Regions from separate parts of the Homo sapiens genome. Here region 2 is linked to region 1. Evidence: read pairs that join two places in POLR2A ChIA-PET (ENCODE). Cell type or tissue: OCI-LY7. All regions are shown on one strand. Links, peaks and the distances in the headings refer to the core of each region. The heading gives the core; the rest is flanking DNA.

Evidence for each region. Peaks named below come from ENCODE experiments on the same cell type or tissue, not always from the same donor. Only the 100,000 strongest peaks of a DNase experiment are listed, where the experiment ranks them.
Region 2: POLR2A ChIA-PET joins it to region 1 with 14 read pairs; 3 of 35 experiments call an interaction of 5 or more read pairs at or near these places.

What each region holds. Positions count from the first base shown.
Region 1 is chr5:143,125,492-143,128,419 of GRCh38, forward strand. All of the region lies in intron 18 of ARHGAP26 (Rho GTPase activating protein 26), which reads left to right. It overlaps LOC124901098 (a long non-coding RNA gene), which reads right to left and starts at 81. Exons shown (of 2, transcript XR_007058980.1): 1 at 1-81. In OCI-LY7, for the core only: no CTCF peak of the experiment used is centred there; no DNase peak of the experiment used is centred there.
Region 2 is chr5:143,255,636-143,258,563 of GRCh38, forward strand. No RefSeq gene overlaps it. Among named protein-coding and RNA genes, the nearest start is that of ARHGAP26-IT1, 65 kb to the left of the region's middle. In OCI-LY7, for the core only: no CTCF peak of the experiment used is centred there; no DNase peak of the experiment used is centred there.

The DNA of each region.
Region 1 (2,928 bases), core at 235-2,734:
GGTCCAGAACTTCTGTCCTCCACCTCTCTCACGGACCTGGGAGGGAAGCAGTGTTTGGCACAATTCTGGGAAATAAATATCCTAGATTAGGAGGAGACAGAGAGGAAAACAGCTAGGAGATATGATATTATGTTTGGGGGCTCATGGAAATTTTTCTTTTTCCATGTTGGTAATACATACTGATTGTTTACTCAATTAAAATTAATGAATCCTTTAAATGAATACAGTCCAGAAATAATAATGATGATAGTAATAGCTAACTTTTACTTACAGCTTATTGTTTACAAGATATTGTGCTAAGCAGCTTTATATCCATCATTCAATTTTCACAGCAACCCTATAAAATTGATATTTTTAGCTCTGTTTTTACAAATTATAAGCCTGAAGTGCAGACACTTTAAGAAGCAGCTGATTAGGAGAGGAACAGGGGTTGAACTTAGTACTACTCTCAGAACCCAAGCTATTAAAATCTACTCTAGTTAATCTCTTTTCAGTGCAGTAAGCATTTTATTGAATATCTACCATTAGCCAAAGATAAGTAAAATAGGTCCTTCATTTTTCAAGGCACTCCCATTTTATCAAGATAGAACTAACTATAATACAGTGTGCTAAATGACCTCCAGTAAGATGAATAAAGTGTTATGGCATCACTGAGGATAAATAATTTAATTCTACTGGCATTGGGCTCTGACAGATCAATGGAAGTTTTCTAGGCAGAGAAAGAGTAGAGATAGGAGGGACAGCCACTCAGAGGAGCAGCATTAATCAAGTTGTTTGTATTAAAATGGCATGGTTGTGAAAGACTGTGGGTTGTTAGCAAGTAGTGGGTGATGATGCCAGAGAGTTGGATTCAGTCCATTTGCTAAGGGTCCTGAAAACTATAGGAAAAGGTTTTGAACTGACTTCTGAAAACTGGGAGCTCTCAGAAGTTTCCAAGTGGAGGCTAAAATGATTATGTCAGCACTTTAGAAAGACATCCTTGGAAGCTGAACCAAATAGTACTTTGATTGCTGACATCAAAATCACACATTAAACAAATAACACAATAGAGTTAACCATACTGTTCTAAACTTGCAGCTCAGATAGTGTCACCTTTGACCTACAGGCTTTGCTTGGAGGTTAGAGAGAGATTCTTAATTTGTTTCTTTTTGCCAGACTTCCTAAGGGGAAATACTAGCTCATAGCATCATTTCCTATTAGTGACTCCTTACCGTGGACTCTCCTTGAATTATATGAGAACTAAAGAGTAGATTTGATGGTGTAGCTCTTTTTAGCTACAGTCAAGTTTCTGAGTTGAAAGCTCAGATGGCAAAGATTTTGGCTCTTCCCACGCTATGTTAAGGTAGCAGTCAGTTATGCAAAATTACCATTTCCGTATGAACAGAATCTTTTCTCCAAACTCACACCTTATCACACTGAGTCTTAAAACATAAAGTAGGCAAAAACTTAAGGTTATGGTTAAAGCAACCAATATTTTTATGCTTCCAGCTAAGATTTTCAAACAAAATATTGAATGCTGTCATGGTCCAAGATCTCAAAGCCCAGAAATTATATTTATTACAAGGTTTTCCCTTTACTTAGTGTTTTAAACGCTTACTTGCTAATGACTATGACAATTTTAGATGTTTAAGAAGGACAACCATATCAAGAAAACAAACTGCTTGCTTTTCATAGTTTTGGTTCAACATGAAATTTCAGGCTACTTAGTGTATGTGTGTGTGTGTCCCCTTGCTATTAAATTCCAACACATAATAGTAGGATTGCACTTGTTCTGTAACAATCCATGCTGTGTCTTGTGGCTGTGGCACTCGAAACGGTTTCTGTACATGGAGCAGGATATGTGTGTGTTCATGTGTTATGTACCACAGGCTTTTGCCAGCATTGCCTCTTTTGATGCCTATTAATGTTTGACAAAATAAGTTATAATAATTCCTTCCCTAGTCCATCAGTTAGCTTTGGAAGAGGTGGGAGTGTTGATCATTGAGCTGTTAATTCTCAGAAATCCCCAAAGATCGGTGCCCCTTTTTAATGTGTTAACTTTCAACCTCAGATGTCAAGGAGAGGAGCTAGCAATCATGGATGACCCCCACTTAACACCTGGACTAAGCACTAAATCCTAAGCAACCTCGCATTCCCAATAAAATGCTAGTGACTTACAATGTAGTTAGCTCAATTTGAGTTGATTTGGGCCACCAATCTGCCTTGATCTGCTTTTACCAAAATATTGGTGACATTGAAATCCATTGGACTAGTTCTGGACTTTGTGCACAAAATGTACATTAGTTAATATAGTTGGTTTGGCAACTGACAGGTGTTTAGAAGTCGCATTTTATTTCTTTGATATTTCAAACAGTTGTTGATATGCAAAATTAATAAAAAGGTATGACTGGATGCTTCACTATGTTGAAATAGTCATTGGTACTCTTGCCTGCTCAGGAAGCTAATCTTGTCCTGTGGTCATGGCTTTTGTAATTTGTTCATCAATTTTTATTTTTAAATTTTTTGTTGACTTCCCTTCCAATGGTTCTTGCTTGTACTCTTTTTGTTCCTCTCCTTGTTAGGGTTCAGAAGCAAGCTAGATTTACTTGGGTGTTGAGCTAGAATGCTTCTGCCACAGGGCTATTTTCTTTTTTTAGTGACAAGTGCTGTGTAAGATACTCTTCATTAATGTGATAAGGTAGGTTGTGCATTTGAACACATATATTCCCCCCAATAAATCCCAGATAAACCAATAATTGTTTGAATTGTGAAGCTCCTTTAATATTACTCAAATAAAGGTGGAGATTGTTGTTGTATTTTAATCTATCCATCTTTGTCAGCAAAGAGAACAGGAAATAGAATCTTTCTGGAGATATGGAAAATCACAGCTCTCCATGGATTACCCAAGCTGTCTATATATACCCTCAGTTACTAATGTAATTGGTTCCT
Region 2 (2,928 bases), core at 290-2,789, 130 kb after region 1:
CCGCTGCTCAGTGTATGTTCTCTTGACAGTTTATCTTAGAATGATATTTGGTAGCTGGGTGCAGTGGCTCACGCCTGTAATCTCAGTACTTTGGGACGCTGAGATGGGCTGGTCACTTGAGGCCAGGAGTTTGAGACTGGCCTGGCCAACATGGCGAAACCCTGTCTCTACTAGAAATACAAAAATTAGCCAGGCATAATGGTGTGCACCTGCAGTCCCAGCTACTTAGAGGCTGAGGCATGAGAACTGCTTGAACTCGAGAGGTAGAGGTTGCACTGAGTTGAGATCGCACCACTGTACTCCAGCCTGGGTGACAGAGTGAGACATTGTCTCAAAAAAAAAAAAAAAAGCATGAGATTCAGTAAAGTTATTAAAACTAATGAATATTTAGCAGTGGCGGTAATATTATTATTGTAATTTCAGTTTATAATTGAGATGCTTTGTTTCTGTTTTTTATATTTGTGATAAGGAATGTAAACAGTAAGATATTCATTCATTCATACTAATTTGCTAAATTCTTGGTGATTTTATGACTCAGTATTTAAAATAATTTTTCATTTCTTTAAAGTCAACCTTTAAATCATTTTCTGTTATCCATCTTTTAAGTTTCTAAGCCATTTTAATAGAAGAGTAGCTTAAGATTGTGAAGTAAACTGGTGAAGAAAAACTATTACCACTTGCAGACACTTATCTGTGTACATCAAGATTATTTTTGATAAATTGGATCCTGAAGTTTATATGGAATATAAACTATCAGACCTAACTTATAATTTAGAATTTTCTGAGCTCACTAAAACATAAATATAAATTTGAACATAATGTATACTAATAAAATGCTAATCAAATAGTCTTTATTTTGTATTATATATGTATCATATAAGACTTTGAAAAAAAATCTGCTGCTAAAATCATTATACAGCTACTGTATTAGTAAAACTAGTATTACTGAAGTGGATAAGATCCATATACACTAGTTTATTATTGTTTTCAAATAACCTAAGAAATACCCAATCATTGCGTAAAAATTAGGAAATTGTAAAGGATTAAAACCTCTAGAGAGATTCTATCATTCAGAAATAAACATTATTAACGTTGTCAGGTATTTCCTTCCAGATACTTAGTGCATGTGTACGTGTGTGTGTGTGTGTGTGTGTGTGTGTGTGTATGAAGACATTATAACATGGTGGTTAAAATCATGGGCTCTGGATCCAGTCTTTTTGGGTTTGAATCACAATTTTGCCACTTACCAGGTTTGCGATCTTAGGAAAGTTCACTTTTCAATGCCTTGTTTTCTTCACCCATAAAATGGGGATTATAAAAGTACCTATTTCAAGGGGTGTTGTGAGCATTAAATGTAAAGCACTATTCTGAGTAGTCCCTGAAACATAATAAATGTTCTATAAAATTAGTGATTATATATTATATAATGTATGTATAGACCTACATAGAAAAAAATTGTTCATATATATACACATATATATACACATACATATATATACACACACACACACTGTGGTCATATGTAGGCTAGATTTTTTTCATTGCTTTCATAAAAATCAGTTTTATTGAAGTATAATTTACATGTGATATGATGTACCCATTTTAAGCAAACAGTTTAATGAGTTTGAAAAATATATACACTCCTGTAACTACTGCAGTCACAATCAGGATATAAGGCATTTCTGTCATCCTCCCAAATTCCCTCCTACATAGTGTCCCAGTCAACATCTATCTACCCTTAACCCCTGGCCCTAGGCAACCACTGATCTCCTTTCTGTGACTGTAGATTAGTTTGCCTTTTTTAGGATTCCAAATAAATAGAATCATACAAAGTGTGCTCTTTCGTGTCTGTTTTCTTTCAACAGTTTTTGAGATTCTTCCGTGTTGTTGCATGTACCACTCTTTTTTATCACAGCAGTATTTCATTTTATGAATACACTATAATTTCCTTATCTATACACTGTTAGTGAACACTTAGTTGTTCTCAATTTTTGACTACTATGAAAAAAGCTGCTATGAACATTTTATGTATAAGCCTTTGTGGGGACATATGCTTCAGTTTTCTTAAATATAGATATTTTAAACAGAGAAACCTAGTAGTAACTTGCCTTGTTGGAGAGTGGGGTGAGCCAAATTCAGGAGTCCAGAGGGGCATTGTCACAGAAAAGGACCGGGTCCCAAAGTGCCACATCTGTCTTTGATGAGAATGGCTTGCCTACTGTAGCCCCATCAGCAAAGAAGACTGTTTTAATGGTTGTCATTCCATTTATTGTACTCTACATTTTGAGTCAGAGAAAAGGTGTCTTTTCTATTTTTACATGCAGTTTACATGAAACTAAAGCTGATTCAGGATGGATTTTTATGGACGATAGCAATGGCTAACATTTTTAAACATTCAGGATGCTGACCATTTCCCATGTTTTACTATTGAATTCTCATAACAACATTGTGAAGTAGGAACTGTTGTTTCCCCAATTAGAAAACCCGAGGCCTGGAGAAGTTAGGCAACTTACCCAAGATTATATGCCTAGTAAATGGTAGAGTCAGCATTGGAACACATTTAAACCAAGGTCTTTCCTCCCCTCCTCTCCCCTCCCCCTCCCCCTCCCCCTCTCTTTTCTTTTCTTTCCTTCCTTCCTTCCTTCCTTTCTTCCTTTCTTTCTTTCTTTCTTTCTTTCTTTCTTTCTTTCTTTCTTTCTTTCTTTCTTTCTTTCTTTCTTTTCTTTCTTCTCTCTGGTTCTCTTTTTCTTGTTTTTAAGTTGTCTCACTCTGTCACCCAGGCTGGAGTGCGGTGGCACTATCTCAGCTCACTGTAACCTCTGCCTCCCGGTACTAAAGCAATCCTCCCACCTCTGCTTCCCGAGTAGCTTGGACCACAGGCGTGCACCACTATGCCTGGCTAATTTTTTTGTATTTTTTATAGAGACA